Regions from separate parts of the Homo sapiens genome. Here all the other regions are linked to region 2. A link is an interaction called in ENCODE POLR2A ChIA-PET data of the cell type or tissue named here. Cell type or tissue: PC-9. All regions are shown on one strand. Links, peaks and the distances in the headings refer to the core of each region. The heading gives the core; the rest is flanking DNA. Region 1 holds the start of MIR1301 (microRNA 1301). Region 2 overlaps DTNB (dystrobrevin beta). Region 3 overlaps DNMT3A (DNA methyltransferase 3 alpha).

What was found. Peaks named below come from ENCODE experiments on the same cell type or tissue, not always from the same donor. Only the 100,000 strongest peaks of a DNase experiment are listed, where the experiment ranks them.
Region 1: POLR2A ChIA-PET joins it to region 2 with 7 read pairs; 7 of 35 experiments call an interaction of 5 or more read pairs at or near these places.
Region 3: POLR2A ChIA-PET joins it to region 2 with 5 read pairs; 5 of 35 experiments call an interaction of 5 or more read pairs at or near these places.

Annotation. Positions count from the first base shown.
Region 1 is chr2:25,325,822-25,332,015 of GRCh38, reverse strand. The region is part of intron 1 of DNMT3A (DNA methyltransferase 3 alpha); the gene reads left to right. MIR1301 (microRNA 1301) reads left to right here and starts at 3,295; the gene lies at 3,295-3,376. RefSeq lists enhancers at 990-1,490, 1,491-1,991. In PC-9, for the core only: no CTCF peak of the experiment used is centred there; no DNase peak of the experiment used is centred there.
Region 2 is chr2:25,509,370-25,515,563 of GRCh38, reverse strand. The region is part of intron 9 of DTNB (dystrobrevin beta); the gene reads left to right. Among named protein-coding and RNA genes, the nearest start is that of DTNB-AS1, 91 kb to the right of the region's middle. In PC-9, for the core only: no CTCF peak of the experiment used is centred there; DNase peaks (open chromatin) are centred at 1,683, 2,603 and 3,013; H3K27ac peaks cover 2,308 bases.
Region 3 is chr2:25,224,563-25,230,233 of GRCh38, reverse strand. It overlaps DNMT3A (DNA methyltransferase 3 alpha), which reads left to right. Exons shown (of 23, transcript NM_022552.5): 23 at 1-2,360. Among named protein-coding and RNA genes, the nearest start is that of LINC01381, 23 kb to the right of the region's middle. RefSeq lists enhancers at 1-731, 3,648-3,707, 3,718-3,797, 3,848-3,977. In PC-9, for the core only: CTCF peaks have their summits at 1,090 and 1,310; a DNase peak (open chromatin) is centred at 1,283.

The DNA.
Region 1 (6,194 bases), core at 1,861-4,360, 180 kb after region 2:
TCAGTAGGAACAGGCGGGATAAAAGCAATGAGGGGAGTTGGGGTGGCTGTCTGGTTTCTAGCTCAGCCAACTGTGTGGGTGGGGATGCCCTTCATGGAGGGGGCATGGGTTGGGGGGAGTCGGAGAGAGCAGGAGGTGCCTCCCACATGGAGCTGGGTTGTAGCTGGGGCTTGAGGGCGGGTGGGATTTCCCCAGGGGGAGGCTGAGCCAGGCCAGGCTTGCAGAAGGAGGCTGGAGCCTGAGTCATAAGGCCTGGAGGCGGGGTGCCTTGTGCGATGGATGAGAAAGGCAGGTGCATTTCAGTCTGTAACTGGTACGACCCCTGCAGATGTTTGAAGGAAGATTTTGAGGAAGGTGCTCGCACCCTTGCATTGGGAATGCTGATGAGTTAGCGCCTCTACTTCACAGTGATTTCCCCAAAAGATGAGCTGCAAGGCCTAGACCCTGGCCCTCCACCCAGGACCTGCGGCGAGCATCATCACCGTCTGAGAATCTTTGGGTGGGCTGGAAGTTGATGTCAAGCTGTCCAGCCTTTCCGTCACTCTCCATTCAGAGGCAGGTCTGCGGAGAGAGATAGGAGGGACAAGCTGGGGACAGCATTTTTGGAAAGCAAACAGAAAAGAAGCAAAAACTGTTCCTCTAAAATAGAAAGGAGGCTTATGTGTGTTATGTGAAGGATAATGTGGAAGGCTATTTCCAAAGAATTTCTCAAAAAATGACGTGAGCCATGTCAGCATCATTGAATTTAGATAGAGGCCAGGAGCAGTGTGGCATCGTGCTGGGGCCACCAGGCTGGGGACTGGACAGATGATGGTTTCACCTCACCCCTGCCACCTCCTTGCTGCGTGTCATTGGAAGATCACTCAACCTTTCTTAGGCTCAGTTTTACCATCTGTAAAATGGACATAACTTCACAGGCTGGTGTTGTTTGTTTTGAGCATTGCTTCTTGGACTAAACCTGGATATTTTTTCCTTCCCTCCCTCGCTTCTGCACTTCCTCTGGTTCTTTGCCTCCCAAGAAGCCTGTTTCCTCCTGTTCCCTCCAAAACTCCAAGTTTTGAGTTCCCCCTTCCTGGGAAGGTCCATTCGTCATGTTCTATTGACTCTCTTGTTCCCAATTATTCCCTGCAAACCTGGTTCACCCAGTGTATTTGAAGAGCATCTACTGAGCTAAATGGGAGTTATTGGGGGTCAGTTCCTGTTTTCTTTTTAATAAGGGGAGGGAGGGTCTGTGCAGAGCTGTCCGGGAGAGCAGAGGGCATGGGGGACAGGGGGGATGTTGCAGGACCCAGTGGGACCACAGCTGGGACCTTGCCCTGTAGCTGGCTCAGTGTGCCAGGGGATAGGGGCACAGAGCCCTGGTGGGTCTGGGAGATGAGCTTGGGAAGGACTTGGCCTGGACATGGGCTAGGCTGCCCTGCTTTCCGAGCCAGACCTCAGGAGATGGCAGAGAGGGCCGCTTCCTCTGTGAGGGCCGTACATGATGGCCCTTGGGCTGTATGGTGGCCTTGTGACATGCAGCCACACCCCTGGGGAGACCTTTGAAGCATCTCTGCATTCTGGAGGATCTGCTGGGAAGATGGCTTCGCAGCGGGGCTCTTGTTGATGCTGCCAAGAAGGCCGGGTGGGAGTCGGGCTGTCTCTGGCTGGGGGTGGGGTGGGGGCTGCGGTCCATCCGAGTGTGGAAATCCACGTTTCTCTGGTTTGTGCAGACCTGTGCAAGCAGCCATGCTGCAGGACTGGCCCCCTGGAAGTGGGGCATACATGAACTCAGGGTGTGGCGTTGTAATCAAATGAAATGTACAGCATAATTAATCTGGCATACCCTTAATGATATGCATAATTGTGCTGCATGGTAATTAGGTGTAAATGGTAAGCAGTTCACATAAATGTTTTTGTAATTGGTATTAATTTTGCAGAGGCAAACCAAGTTTATGTGGTTTTTCTCTTCTTGCTCTGTTAGTTTTCTAGTACAGGCATTTCCAAGCTTTTGGAGGAATTCTATTGCAAATGTTTGTTTATAGGGCAATGTTTTGTGTTTTCTCTCAGAACAATGTTATGAATGGTTATGAGGTTCCCAAGCTGGTTTCCAAATGCCTCTTTGGCCCATACAGTAGGTGAAATGTGCAACGCGTGTGCCTGTGTCGGAAGGCCCGCCCAGCATCCTCTGGCTCCAGGTGCCCCAGCGTGTGCAGCATGAGGGGGGCTGTGTGCGTGTGTGAACCTGTGCGCCTGGGTCATCTCTGCATTTGTCTAGGTATATCTCTGTGTGTGCATCTATGTGTGTTTGTATCTGTGTGTCTGTGTGTGTGTGTGTGTGTGTGTGTGTGTGTGTGTGTGTGGGGTCTGCATGACTGTGAGAGACTCCTGAGGCCACAGTGGCAGGTAGACATTCTCTGGTAAATACATTCCCCATTCTAGTGGCACGGGGCCTGGGCTGGAGACTTAGGGGCATCAGCTGGGAGGGGGAGCCTGGCACAGCAGCCGTTCCTAGGAGTGAGCACAAGCCACTCTGAAGTGTGGTCTGAAGCCAGAGTCTAGGTTTCCTAAGAACATATGGCTTGCCTTTCTTTCTGATCAAGCACATAATAATTTTTAAATGATCATTTATTGAGTACCTGCCACGTGCCAGGCCCTATGTTAAACACTTGACTCAGATTCCCTCCTATCTTAAAATAGACTTATGAAATAGGGACTCTTTCTCACCCCGCTTTACAACTTGGGAAACTGAGGCCCGAATCTCTCAGTGACAGAGCCAGGGTTTGAGGCAGGGACTGCTGGAGGCAGGGCCCATGGTTCTGAGATGTGCTGCTCAGAACCCTGGGCTCTTCTCCCTCCCTCGGCCCCCTCCACAAATGGTTTGTTTTTGTTGGGACAGACGATGAGGAGAAAGGCGGCCCTGTGGGAAATCTGAGAGCAGCGAGCTCCCTTCCTGCTGAATTGGTTGGGGTGGTGGGGGACGAGCTCCAACAGCCGCTCCCAAGCCCTGAAGACCCTTTGGGGGACCTCCTGGTTTTGACCCAAGAGGGAGCTGGTTTAGGAAGTGGGGTTGGGGGACTGTGGCCATGGACGGTGTGGGGAGAGGGTGGTCACAGGCCAGACAAGGACTCAGCCCCCCTGATTCCTGTGGTTCACTGATAGCCTAGGCCCTCACCAACCCCTTCACCTTGGGGATCTGGGGCAGGTGAGCCTGCAGACCCACAGCAGGTGTATGTTCTGCCCTCGGAGCTCCTGCAAACAGCCTTTCCACTGACGCAGTGCCTTGGGGGCTCTGCCAAGCGACCCCTAGAATGGGGATTGTGGGGGGTCGCTCTAGGCACCGCAGCACTGTGCTGGGGATGTTGCAGCTGCCTGGGAGTGACTTCACACAGTCCTCTCTGCCTCCAGGGTCACCCGGAACGGGGTTGCGGGGGACAAGCTGTGGGCGGGGGGGACGGGCAGCAAGATACAACGCATGAACTCTGACCTCGTCTCTTTGAGAAATCAGACACATCTATATACGCATGGAACACTCAATGACCCCTGGGTGGGTGGTCGAGGAGAAGGGGACGGTGTTTTGGGGGAGGAGAGATGTTGGGTTGAAGGACTGGGAGAGAGGAGCTGAGTGGGCCCTGTGGGAGAGGGTGGGAGCCAGGGGTGTCATTCCGGGACAGCAGCCGGGCCTGGAATGATGCAGCTGGGAGAGGTGGGGGCACGGCCAGAGCAGTGGGCGGAGGCTGCGTTGTAGCCAGCCCTGGTGAGACCAGGCCAGAGCGTATATTTTACCACGTGTGCAAATCTTTGGCATCACCGGATTTTTAAAAATAATAGCTTTAAGATATAATTCACATTCCATACAGTTCACCCATATAAGTGTACAGTTCGATGGTTTTAGTACATTCACAATCAACTTTTTAAAATTGTCATGAGGTGTCATAGGTTTTCATAGAGGGAGCCATGTGTGGGCAATCCTTGCTGATAGGGTGGGGTGGGAGGTAGAGATGCCAGAGGCAGGTGGACCCGCTCCAGGGCATCTACCAGGTTATTGTGCCACAGACACAAGAGGTACAAAGGGCCTGGAGGGAATAGGGGGACGAGAGAAGCCCAAGGACCAGGTACCTGCTGGATGTGAGGACCCAGGGGAAAGGTGGGACCTGAGTTTTCTCCAGGGTTTGGGACTTAGGCAGCTGAAGGGAGGGGAATGTTACTTCCACATAGAGGGAAAAACCAGAAAATAGAGCCGGCTCTGAAAGAAGCATGTTCTGGAAGAGTAGGATTTTAGGGACTGCAAGTCATCCAGTTGGGATGAAAATAAATAGAGCTGGAGCCCCTGGCAGTAGGAGGCGTATGTTAACTTATGCCCAGGTGTCTTAGAGGAAGAGCATTTAGAGAGAAGCTGAAGGTAGAACATGACCTTTGAGGAGCACCCACCGTGCAGAAGTGGGATCAAGACTCCCGGACAGCCCCAGAGACAAAGCTGCAGAATCTGAGGCTGGAGACCCAGAAGCAAGGAGCCAGATGGAGTCATGGCTGGGAGAGAACACACAGAAGGCAGTTGCTGGTGAGCTCCAGAAGCAGGGGTCTCCTTTCACTCCAGGGCCCGGCTCCACAATGGCACTCAAGAAATGGCTGTTGAGTGAGTGCTTGAAGCAGGGAGTGATTAGCTGGCCAGGATGTTGAATTGAGCTCAAGGGCCATGAGGATGGAAAAAAGCCCTTTGGGGCCGCGGGTGACTGTATCAGTCAGGGTCCATTCAGAAGACAGAAACCACATGGTGATTGGAACAAGGAAAGTTTCACATAACGAATTATTAACTCTAATTGGATTGGAATAATGAGGAATTGGCTAGTAAGAAGTAAAAATAACTCCAAAGAATACAAAAATAATAGATATGAGAACAGCCCCTACCTCTAGGGTTGCCACAGAGTGCCCAAGGAAGAGGCCCCGCAGGGTTGAGATCCACACCTTGATGGAGAGGGTGTGGCGATGGCTCCCTGGATGGCAACGTCTCTGTAATGCCATGTTGGCAGAACTTGCTGGAAATCCACCCTCTGGAATTTACTGGAAATCCATCTTTTTGGGTCCCAAGGAAAGTTGTTTGTGGGAGGTATCTTGCTGGAAGCACACCGCTGCTACGTTTTCCCAGGGGAGTGCTGGGAGAAGCTCCTGGCTGTTGGGTACTCCTGACTGACGTGTTGCTGGAGCCAGGTGCTGGAGAAGCTGTCTGCATTGCAACAGCCTGGCACTCCTGCAGGAGCTGGGCACTGGAAAGCTGCATGCTGGAGAAGCTGCAGCAGCACAGGAGCTGGGTGCTGGGAAGCTTCATATCTGGCAAGACCCTGATGCTGGGAAGCGCCCATGCAGCAAGATCTGGCTGCTAGAGAAGTTGTATACAATGCAGGAACCCAACAAGAGCACACTGGGTCTAGAAAGGAAACCCACCTCCTCCTTCAATGCCTCTTCAGTGCCCTCCACAGTTGTGCCAGCTGACAAAGGAAAAGTAGTTAAAGGGCCCAGCTCCATCTTCACAGCACAGGCAATGATGGGCGAATAAACTGATAACTGGCACAGTTTACCCCTTTGGCTGCACAGCTTCCATTTGCACCTTTCTACAACATCTGAACTCCCATACAAAAACAAACAACTGGATGTCTACCTATCAAGATAGTTATCCTTCTTATGAAATTCTCACCCTTTTGCCCAGAGAGCCCCAACCATCATTCTACCAATCCCTGGCTACAATAACTTCTCAAAGTCAGTCACAGTCTCACTGAATATTCTGTTACCTAAAGACTACATTATAAAGCTAACTGTCAACAACTTGTATAGAAAAGAATGGGAAGGAGAAAAAAAGAAGAAAATGGTTACCATATTGCAAACACACCACACACACACACACACACACACACACACACACACACACACACATATATATCAAGTTAATAGAAAATGTGCAAAACCACTAGAGGCCTGGTTTCTGCATTTGTTCACAAGGCTACACTTTACACTTGCTACCTGGCTTCATTGTCTTCTTATCCCATTCTGTGTTTCCTCCACACTCAGCCAGAGCCTTAGCAGGTCATGCTTCTTTTACTTGGTGGAGTAACCCAAACCCTCATTCCCAAAGGACCTGAATCCTTAGTTATCCCGCTTTTGTTGTTGTTACCATAACTTTCCATTCAGCCTTCCTTTGGGCATGGACGTTCTTAAGAGGT
Region 2 (6,194 bases), core at 1,564-4,063:
TCCACTTGTCTAAGCACCAGTTGTTGAAAAGACCATTCCTTGCACCATTGAGTTGTCTTGCCATCTTTGTCAAAATCAACCGACTATAAATATGAGTTTATTTCTCAATTCTGTCCCATTGACCTATGTGTGTATCTGTCCTTATAGCTGTACCATATGATCTTGGTTACTATAACTTAACAGTAAGTTTTGAAATTGGGTAGTGTAAGTTCTCTTCTTTTTCAAAATTGTTTTGGGTATTTTAATCCTTTGCATTTCCACACACATTTTAGTCTATACCTGTCAATTTTAACAAAAGATTTTGATAGGGATTCTATTAAATCTGTTGAGCAATTCTCCTCTTCTTCCTTCTCATACTCTACCTTTCTTCTCCCTTGTTTTTTTTCGGTGTGTTTGTTCTGCTTTTTGTTTTTCTTGCCTTCTGTGTTTGCATTGAGTCCTGTATAGGGCACAGTCATCTTCTATGTATAACAAATCCTTAGCAGTAGCCACAACTGTGGATATATTCCCTTTGATTCAACCCACTTTTATATCCTGCTTAATGATAATAATGTCAATGAAAAATCCTTTTAAGATTTTTCAGCTGGGCGCGGTGACTCACGCCTGTAATCCCAGCACTTTGGGAGGCCAAGGCAGGCGGATCAGTTTAGGTCAGGAGTTGGAGACCAGCCTGGCCAACACGGTGAAACCTCATCTCTACTAAAAATACAAAAATTAGCCAGGCGTGGAGGTGGGGCCTGCAATCCCAGCTACTCAGGAGGCTGAGGCACAAGAATCGCTTGAATTCGGGAGGTGGAGGTTTCAGTAGCCGAGAGCCACTGCACTCCAGCGTGGGTGACAGAGCAAGACTCTGTCCCCACCAAAAAAAAAAAAAAAAAAAAAGATTTTTTTCAAAGATGTTTCTTTTTATGTGAACTTACAATACAAATCATCTGTTCCTAAAAGGGTGTTAGATGTATGCAAAGAAAATTCAGAGATGAAAATTCAGATCTAGTAAATTCGTTTAGCACTACAATATATTTGTCCTATGACATAACCCAGCACATGTCTTTTTTTGTTTTTGTGGGGGGTGGGGGGGCTTTTATCCCTTCAGTGACTTCCCCTTACACTTAAAAGCCGAAGTCTATACAATGGTCTACAAGGCCCCATAAAATCTGGTTCCTGGCAACCTCTCTAACTTTATTTCCTGCCACTTTCCCATTGCTCTATCCTCCTTTGTTATTCTGGTTTTGTTCCTTGCAAATACCAAGTGTGCGTCCACCTCAGGGCCTTTGCAACTACTGGTTCCTTTGCCTGATGTGCCCCTCATCCTCATACTCACATGGCTTATTTGTTTATGTTATTCAGATCTCTCCTTAAATGTTAGCTTCTCAGAGATACTTTCTGTAACTTTTTTATCTAAAATAGCACCATCAGTCACTCTGTTTCCTCTTACCTTGTTTCAGTTTCTGCATGACACTTGCCATTATATGACATTTTAAAAATTCATTTTTGTATTTGTTTATAATCTCTACCCTATTAGACTGTAAGTTCTTTGAAAGCAAGGCTTTTTTTTTTTTTTTCCCCACCAAACTCATTTTACTGCCAGAGACAAGGACTTTATTTTACTTCCTGCTCTATCTCCCTATCTGGCGTGGGTCTGGCAGATAGTAGATCTTAAATACTTACAGAATGCATAACTGCATGTGTATCTATATGTGTTCATGACTTACTAATAGTAGTGATATTCATGAGGCATTCAGGTTATTAAATGATATCAGTGTGTCAGAATGAGGCAGGCTTTATTTCTTGTGGGGTTTTTTTTTTTTTTTTGGTTGTTTTGTTTTGTTTTTTCTTTGAGATGGAGTTTTGCTCTGTCACCCAGGCTGGATGAAGTGCAGTGGTGTGATCTCGGGTTACTGCAACCTCCACCTCCTGGGTTCAAGCAGTTCTCCTGCCTCAGCCTTCCAAGTAGCTAGGACTACGGACACCCGCAGCCATGCCCAGCTAATTTTTTTGTATTTTTAGTAGAGACGGGGTTTCACCATGTTGGCCGGCTAGTTTCAAACTGCCGACCCCAAGTGATCGCCTGCCTCGGCCTCCCAAAGTGCTAGGATTACAGGCGTGAGCCACCAAGCCCGACCTATTTCCTGTGTTTTTACAGTGCTAGACCAATAATTCAAAAATTGAAGTTGAAAGCAATGGTTCTCTAGTTCATTATGATTGTTTTAAAAATCCTTAAAAAGTAATCATTCATAGTATTGGAGAAATTTGCTTCTCTTTGACATTTATTTCTTCCCTATCTAAACCTAAGTTATACCTGTAATATAATTTCATGCAGACATTGAGCCTCAGGATTGTATTTCATTTGAATGGAATTTCTTAATAGGATTTGTATACTGACTGCAATTTAGAATAATTTGAATATTTCTCCGCACCTTTGCAAGTCTTCACATTGCCCACTTTTGACTGGTGCCTGAGTTTAGAACCTGCTGTGTTAGCTCTCTTTCATTCTTCTCAAAACTCTGATCTGTCTACATATTTCTAACAAATTAATCTTCTTGAGTCACTGCCTTTGTCATATTACTTCCCTATTTAAAAATCTACAAAACCTCACTGCCTGTAGAATGAAGGAGGCACTCCTCGTGCTGGAATTCAAGGCCTGTGTAATCGGGACCCACCTTACTTTTGGAATCTTATCTTCTACTACTAATTTATGGAGGACAAAGCCTCTGCTCTGCCAGACCTGCTGCCTTCCTACCCTTTAAAACTTTATTGCCCTTTCCACCAAGCTAGCTCATGATGTCCCAGCCCGGCTACCTGCTTTCCTGAATGTCCTACTTGTCTCTTTCAGATTTACAGGTTTTCTATATCCTGGAGTCCAGTTTAAATCCTGGTATGTCCATGCAACCTTCCTTAAACCCTCCAAGTAGCTAACTCATATGGATCTCTTCTTTGCATTCCTAAATTCCTTGAGCTCTTATTGTTTTATCAGTCATTTGATCATCCAATAAAATGCTATCTCTTTCCTTAAGGATTTCTTGAGTATGTATTAAACCAGGACTTCTTGAAGATTGTAAGCACTTTCTTTGCACCTTCAACTTTTTAAGGGCTGGGATTGTACATCTTTAGTGCCTGGCAGATTCCATGTGTTTGTGGGACTGAACTTTATACTGATTTGTGTTTCTAGAGGATGGAGCACAATTGTAAATTCTAGTTGAATTAGGTTAAATTCAGCAACTTTCTTGTAGTCCCTCTGTTCAAGGTCACATTATAGGACCTTGCTTGTTGATTTGGTATGCTTTTGCTGGTCCTACTGACGCTTTGGAAGGCAACCAAAGAGTAGTTACTCAAACTGTAAAAATCTGTATTTTTTATGAGTTTTTGGAGAGAAGTTTGTCTTTTACTACCAGAAATAATCCTGGAAGTCAAGATAAGGTTGGAATAAGGCATCTCCTTTGGTGTAAAGTGGCCCTTTTCTTTTGTCTCGCTTTTTCCCCTTTGGATCATGTTAATGGAATAATCCTAAGGGTAAAACTGGAGACTTTGGCTCCAAGCATGAATTTAAAGAAATGTTCAGTTAAATTGTATTGAATAATCTACATCCTTGGTTTTTCACTTTTTTAAATAGAATTGTTTTGGAATTTAAGGGACTTCTTTTTTCCCTTTAGTTATTTCTTCTAAGCTGTGACCACCTCATGTTTAATTCTATATAAATCCAGCTGTTATTTTTCACTCATTTCCTGTGTCCAGTTTATCACAAGGAAAACATTCTTGTGAAGAGCTTCTCCATAGAGTTTATTGAGATGAATTTTTAAAGTCTTCATTTTGAGAAATTGATTAAACTGCTACTGATGTTATCTGAGTGAGCTCAGCCCTATTGAAAGCTTAAAATCTAAAACTGATACTGTATGAAGTATCAGTTCCATATGGAAGCATTAAAAAAGTAACCCGATTGGGCGCGGTGGCTCACGCCTCTAATCCCAGCACTTTGGGAGGCCGAGGCAGGTGGATCACCTGAGGTCAGGAGTTCGAGACCAGCCTGACCAATATGATGAAACCCCATCTCTACTAAAAATAGAAAAATTAGCTGGGCATGGTGGTAGGCGCCTGTAATCCCAGCTACTTGGGAGGCTGATATAGGAGTATCGTTTTAACCCAGGAGGTGGAGGTTGCAGTGAGTCAAGATCGCGCATTGCACTCCAGCCTGGCCAGCAAGAACGAAACTCCATCTCAAAAAAAAAGTAACCTTAAATTTGAACCAACGTGAATTTAGGGTATGAAACTGATTTATATTGACATAATCTATGCATTTCTCACATAAATGAAGTGAATAAATACAAATAAATGGTACGATGCTGAACAAAAGAATACCTTTTAAGAAAATCTTTTGTGTTTCCATATAGGTTTAGGACATTAATATGTATTGTTCATCTGGTTGTGTGGGCACTCTAATTTATAAGCTGATCACCTCAAATTCCCTCTCACATTTACCAAGTTGTCAGGTAGGAAACATAAACATTTTATTCCTGCCCCTTTGAGAAAATCAGCGTAGAAGCATGTTATAATTTATAATTACAAAGAACAAAGGCCTAAAAGAGAAATTCCTAACCACAGGCCCACTTTCACATGGGTTTGAAACCAGAATTTATACCATATTTTTAGCCCCCAAATCCCAACTCAGGAATTTAATTAAATTTAAAGCTTCTCTATTTGGGTGGTGCTCCCAGAAACCTGTCAGAAGCAAACATAAATTCTCTTTGTAGAAAGGCACTTAAGCTGGGCGTGGTGGCTCACGCCTGTAATCCCAGCACTTTGGGAGGCCAAGGCAGGCAGATCACTTGAGGTCAGGAGTTCGAGACCAGCCTGGCCAACATGGTGAAACCCTGTCTTTACTAAAAATACAAAAATTAGCTGGGTGTGGTGGCGGGTGCCTGTAATCCCAGCTACATGGGAGGCTGAGGCAGGAGAATTGCTTGAATCTGGGAGGTGGAGGTTGCAGTGAGCCGAGATCGCATCACTGTACTCCATTCTGGGCAATAGAGCGAGACTCCATCTCAAAAAAAAAAAAGAAGAAGAAAGGCACTTAAAAACCTCAGCCTTGAGTAATCTCCACAGATAAGTTCCAAGGAACTTGAACTCACGTAAGAAAAAAATAAGCTGGCCTGTGTAAGAATTAACAGGAACAATACATTAAAGTCCTACAAAGAGTGTGAACTATCAAATACAGCATATAAAGTAAATATTTTTTTAAAAAAGGAGTATGTTAAAAGTATAAAGTATGGAGAAACAAAAGAATATAAAAATTACCAGAAAATCTGAAAAGGAATCAAATAAAACTAGGAATTAAAAAAAAAATAGAAACCTCAATTAGATAAGGTAAATATCAGATTAGATTTAGAGATTATAAACCTACAGATAATTGGAATTCCAGAAGGACAAAATAAAAAAAATTCTTGGTAAGGCCAAAAGATAATGAATGGAAATTGTCCCAAGTTCATAGCAGTGGTCAACAAATCTTAATTAAGAATCTAGGCCGGGCATGGTGGCTCATGCCTGTAATCCCAGCACTTTGAGAGGTCAAGGTGGGCAGATCACTTGAGGTCAGGCGTTCGAGACCAGGCTGGCCAACATGGTGAAGCCCCATCTCTACTAAAAATACAAAAATTAGCCAGGTGTGGTGATGCGTGCCTGTAGTCCCAGCTACTTGGGAGACTGAAGCACAAGAATCACTTGAACCCAAGAGATGGAGGTTGCAATTGAGCTGAGATCGCACCACTGCACTCCAGCCTAGGCGACAGAGCAACACTCTGTCTCAAAAAAAAAAAAAAAAAAAAAGAATCTAAAAGAAAATTCATACCTACACACATCATAGTAAAGCTAGAGGACCCCAGAGACAAAGAAAAGATACTAAAAACAAATAGAAGATTATTTACAAAGAATTGACAATTTCACAGAGAGCTGACTTCTGAAGAGCAACATTAGAAACCAAAGGAGAGTGGAATACGATCTTCCAAGAACTGAGAGGAAAATAATAATCCTAAAATTGTATACCCAGTGAGAAAATACCTGTCAAGAAAGGCAAAGACAAAAACATTTGCAGATGAATAAAAATGCTCACTACTAAAGGAACCTCGCTAAAGGAATTTGTAAAGGGTATGTTTCGAGGAGAAGGAAAATGATCTTAGGCATTTGACAAAATTCAACCCTCAATT
Region 3 (5,671 bases), core at 1-2,500, 280 kb after region 2:
GGCACTAGCAGGGGTCTGCAGTCCATAGATGATGACATGAATCTGTTGCTGTCCTTTTGTCTCTAGGCCCCAGAGACTTCTTGCTATTGAACATCCTATTGGAAAGCAAACTTTCCAAGAGAGCACCCGGGACCTGTTAGCTTTTGAAACAGGCCTGGGTGTGATTGACTGGTAGAGATGCCTGTGTGATTTTTGGCGCATTGCAGGAGTGTGGATTGGGACAGGCACCCCAGCAGGAAGGAAGGCTGACACCAAAGGGGTCTCACAGGGCCCAGCTCCCCTTGCTTCCCGATAATTGGCCACCAGGCCATGGCGACTCTGGGGAAGCCTAGATGGGAACACCCACCTTCTCCAGCAGTAGAAGGAATATTTCAGCAGAGCCATCTGGGAGATGTTCTTATAGGAAAACTGCAGTCATTCATTTCATAGTTTTGCTTATATAAATAGAGTACATTTGGGAGGCAGTTTTGAATTCCTGTTGCTACTCTGCTTGGTGCGGAGTTGCAGTGGCCCCAAGTGTCTTTCAGAGCTGTTGCTTTTAGGATCCCCCTCAAGCTGTGGGTTAGGGCCAGGGCAGGGAGGGGGTGCTGCCTGGCACTGTGCCCTGAAGAGGGCTGCTTGCTTCCTTTGGTCGGGAGCACGGCAGAGCCAACATTCTGGTGGGAACCGAGTTTCTAGCCAGGCCCCTGTTTTGGTCCCGGGAGGTGAGTAATCTGAGTTTGTCATTGCGTATTCTCCACGCTGCCTGCTCTCAGTGCTGGAGACTAGAGAGCGACCCTGGAGTTGTCCTCTGGGAGTCCTGCCTGTTTGCCAGGGAGCAGCTGAAACCTCCCCGCTCCCAATCCCGGGGGTGGAAAAGGTGTAGTGGAGGAATGGTCTGGAGCTGGGATGGCCCTTCTGGCCATGCCCTGCTGAGCCAGGATTAAGGAAAGTGTCAGCCGCCTCCTTACCAGGCCCTGTGCTGGGGTCAGGAGGACCGGGAGGAGAGGGAAGGGGTGAGAGGATGGACTCTGCTGTTGTAGTGTGAGCTCTGGAATCTTTACGTTTTGGTAAAGGCAGGCCAGGGTCTTTGAGGATCGAGTTGGGGAACCTTGCCTCTGTGTTTCCGAGACCCAGCTAAGGTGGGCCTTTGGTGGGTGACCTGTCTCTGACCCGAGGCAGCAGAGTTTTGGGGGAGGGAGAAACAAGCAAGGAGCAGGGAGGACAAGGACACAAGATCCCTTTGCTGGTGGTGACTTACTCACTTCCCCCACCAGAGGGCCTGGGACTCCCGAAACTCCCGTAACTGGAAAGCTCCCTGGCTCAGCTCCACTGGGGGGTGAGGAGGGCGGCTCCCTCAGCCCCAGCCTAGCGGCCTCCAACCCTGTGCCTGAGAACATGAGCAGCGGTCTAAAGCATCCCCTAGTCCCATTTCACTTCACAGACCGATTTGGTTGCACAGCCCTAGAATTCAACAGACAACAAAAATGCTGAAATTCCTTAGAATACGCAGAGGGAGGAGGTGACTCACCAAGGTGCTAAAACATTTTATTAAAAATATATATTGTTAAATTAAGTCTGCTGTCTGGACAATGACTGTTTGTTTTGTTTTCTTGTAGTGGAGTTTAAAAGAGACTATTATTTTACTCTGATATATTATTATTAAAAAGGCATTTTAACTTTGTACTTGAAAACTAAATGAGCGATTTCATGTGTTTTAGCTGAGGCATTGAAGTAGCGGGTGCTTACTTATTTGTGGGAAATCATGTATTCATACTGAAGAATAAACTCCGTAGCTGATTTGGTAATAACTTTTACTGTTACAGACGATTTCGCTTTGACCCCGGTGGCAGAGCACTTTTACTCCACATTCCACGCAGCTAAATGCAGGACTTCCCAGACTCTTCCCTCCCCAGCCCTCTTTCCTTTCTCTTAAGTTCCTCTTTTCTCCTTTATTATTATTATTTTTTTTTCCTGGTTCCAGCATCCTTTCACCACTGTATTTTTTTTTTTTTTTTTTTTTTTTTTTTTTTTTTTTTTTTTTTTTTTTTTTTAGGGTTGCTTCTCTATTTATTGACAATAATAATGTACATTTCACAGTCTGGTTCTAGGACATTCAGGGAAGGGCGAGTGGGGGCCCGAGGGGTCCCTGCCCCACCCGCCTGGTGTCCTGTTGTATCTCTGTGTAAGTGATGCTCGTGACATAGCTGTTTATGAAATAATTAAAGAGGTCAATGCGTACAACAGATGTAGAAAGTCTGTCAGTTCCGCCTTCATCACATTTTTTTTTGTGCCCAGAAGAATATAATAAAGCTCCTTTCTAATGTACTTGTGCTGGAGAACACTTGAATAAATGGACTGTTTTTGTGCAAAAAGAAAAATGGAAAAGCACCGTAATAATGTCGTTTTGTCTTGCGTCTCCTTTCCCTGCCATGACTGTTCACAGCCTCCTCCAGGGGGCTCAAGTACCTAAGCGGGGAGGTGCTAGCGTCGGGCCCAGATGATGTAGGGCCTCCCTAAAAAACGTCACCTGTGTGAGCATCAAATTAGTAAATGGGAGCTGTCCCCTGGGTGCAGGAAAGAGTTTGGTTGACTGGAAGCTGAAAAATAAGTTATGGTGAGACAGGGTTGCTGGGAAAGCAAATTCAGCTCTGGGCTGAGCAACAGAAGTTTTCATACCAGAGCAGGGAGAAGAGCGCGCCTTATGCCAATGCCTTGGTCAGACACGGCGCGAGGAGGATTTTTGAACCTAGGTACTCAAACTCTAAACAGGGTTTTGGCAACAAGCGAGCATCCAGAGTGGTAGATGGTCGGGAATGTCAAGGGGCCCCAGAACAAATCGGGGCATTTGTCCTAGAAAAAGCAGGAATTGGTAGGCCAATGTTTGTAAACACGGACAGGGCGAGCCCAAAGGGCCGGGGTCTTTCCAGGTGTTCCACAGGCAGGTGGAATGGTGTGGGGGAAGCCAGTGTCAGCTCAGCATAAGGGGAGGGAGGTCCCTTTCCCTGCTCCAGCCAACAATGCAAGGGCCACCTTGAGTGCAGTGACAGCCACTCAGGGATACCCCCAGTTTTCCCTTCAGACCCCAAGTCTGAGTTCCTCTCACTGTATGGCCCTCCCCAGAGCTGTCTTGCAAGTGGACAGTGCCTCATGGTCTGCAGAGCCCTTCACCCAGTGTTCCCTTTGTCTGCATGACTCAATAATCACTAGTTCTCTGTCCCCACCTATCTAAAGTGACCATCTGGCTGGGCGCAGTGGCTCATGCCTGTATTCCCAGCACTTTGGGAGGCTGAGGTGGATGGATCACCTGAGGTTGGGGGTTCAAGATCAGCCTGGCCAACATGCTGAAACCGCATCTCTACTAAAAATACAAAGATTAGCCGGGTGTGGTGGTGCACGCTTGTAATCCCAGCTACTTGGGAAGTTGAGGTAGGAGAATTGCTTGAACCTGGGAGGTGGAGGTTGCAGCGAGCTCTCATTGCGCCACTGCACTCCAGTGTGGGCTGGATACAGAGCGAGACTGTATCAAATAAATAAATAAATAAATGTGACCATCTGAATAAATGCAAGAACTGGGATGATTCATACCACATCTCAACTCTAAGACCTCAAGCATCTGTGTTTCAGTTTCATCTTCTAAGTGCCTAGCAGGTCTAGCCAGTGCTTGCTTCTCTTAAAGAAGGGTTACTTGGCTGGGCATGGTGGCTCACGCCTGTAATGCCAGCACACTGGGAGGCCGAGGGAGGTGGATCACTTGAGGTCAGGAGTTCGAGACCAGCCTGGCCAACATGGTGAAACCCTCTCTCTACTAAAAATACAAAAATTGTCCAGGCATGGTGGTGGGCACCTGTAATCCCAGCTACTCTGGAGGCTGAGGCAGGAGAATTGCTTGAAACCGGGAGGTGGAGATTGCAGTGAGCTAAGATTGTGCCACTGCACTGCAGCCTGGGTGACAGAGTGAGACTCTGTCTCAAAATAAAAAATAAAAAAAAGAGGAAGGGTTACTCAAGGTTTCTCTCTTACATTAGGTTTCAGGGAGGTTTAGGACTGTACCACTTCACTGGAAGTATTGAAAGAAATTATAAGGGGAACGTTTGAGGAAAAGGGGACAACCCTACTAAACTAACAGGTTTTTTCCTCATGGGCACGTCTTTCTTTTTTCACAAAGTTGTAACTATACATTTAACTTGTACTTTTTCTTAGTATTTTTCAGTGTTGATGTAGAATTATTTTTATTTCAATAGTTTTTGGGGTACAGGTGGTTTGGTTACATGGATGAGTTCTTTAGTAGTGGAATTTTTTTTTTTTTTTCCGTGAGACAGAGTCTCGCTCTGTCGCCCAGGCTGGAGTGCAGTGGCACAATCTCAGCTCACTGCAAGCTCCACCTCCTGGGTTTACGCCATTCTGCCTCAGCCTCCCGAGTAGCTGGGACTACAGGCGCCCGCCACCATGCCCGGCTAATTTTTTTTTGTATTTTTAGTAGAGACGGGGTTTCACCGTGTTAGCCAGGATGGTCTCGATCTCCTGACCTCATGATCCACCTGCCTCGGCCTCCCAAAGTGCTAGGATTACAGGCGTGAGCCACTGTGCCTGGCTGGAATTTTTTTTTTAAATGGCTTCGTGGCACTTTCTTGTTGGATATTTGTTTCTATTTTTTTATTTTAGCTACAAATAGAGCTTCTGTAAACATCTTTATGTTTTGGCTTTTTTCTGTCCATATTTTGTATTTTTTCCTTAAAATGGATTCCCAGAAATAAAACTTATTGGAGCAAAGTAGCTGCACATTTTGGTTGGCTCCTCACACATTTGCCTGGTTCTTCAGCTCTCAGGCTGTCAGTTCAGAAAGAAGCAAACCTGGTTCTTAGTTGGACCAATTCAGAAATGTGTTCATCTCAGTGGGGAAGTCAAGACCCAAGATTTTTTTTTCTTTTTGAGAGTCTAGAAATTAGCAAGAAGCAAGAGGTATAAGCAATTTCATCTGGCCACTGAATTTTGAAAATTAGCTTATCTGGAGGAATCCTGGTAGGAGATGGAACTCGGACTGAATCTTCAAGACTTAGCTCCAAAGAGAGATGGGAGGGCTGGGAGAGGTGGGCATTGGTGCCCTTTAGCTCTGGAAGCCATGCCTGATTGTCCCAGTGTCATCAGAGCTGGGAGTGGGAGGTCTGGCAAGAACTTACGGGACAGAGGGAGCTACTGGAGCCATTTGGTTAATAAATACCATTCTGTGACAGGCCGAGTGCAGTGGCTCACACCTGTAATGCCAGCACTTTGGGAGGCCGAGGCAAGCAGATTGCCTGAGCTCAGGAGTTTGAGACCAGCCTGGGCAACATGGCAAAACCCCGTCTCTACTAAAATTACAAAAAATTAGCTGGGCGTGGTGGTGTGTGCCTGTAATCCCAGCTATTTGGGAGGCTCAGGCAGAGAATCACTTGAACCTGGGAGGGGGAGTTTGCAGTGAACCAAGATGGCGCCACTGCACTCCAGCCTGGACCACAGAGAAAAACTCTGTCTCAAAAAAAAAAATAATAATAATAATAATAATAATAATAATAATAATAATAATAATAATGATCCTGTGACAGTCCTGAGTTTAAGCAAGGCGTCATTTGGTGGCAGAGGGGTAAGGAGAGACAGGAGAAGGGTCAGGGCTGGGCTGAGTCAAGGTAGTTGTGAAGTGACAGGTCCGCAG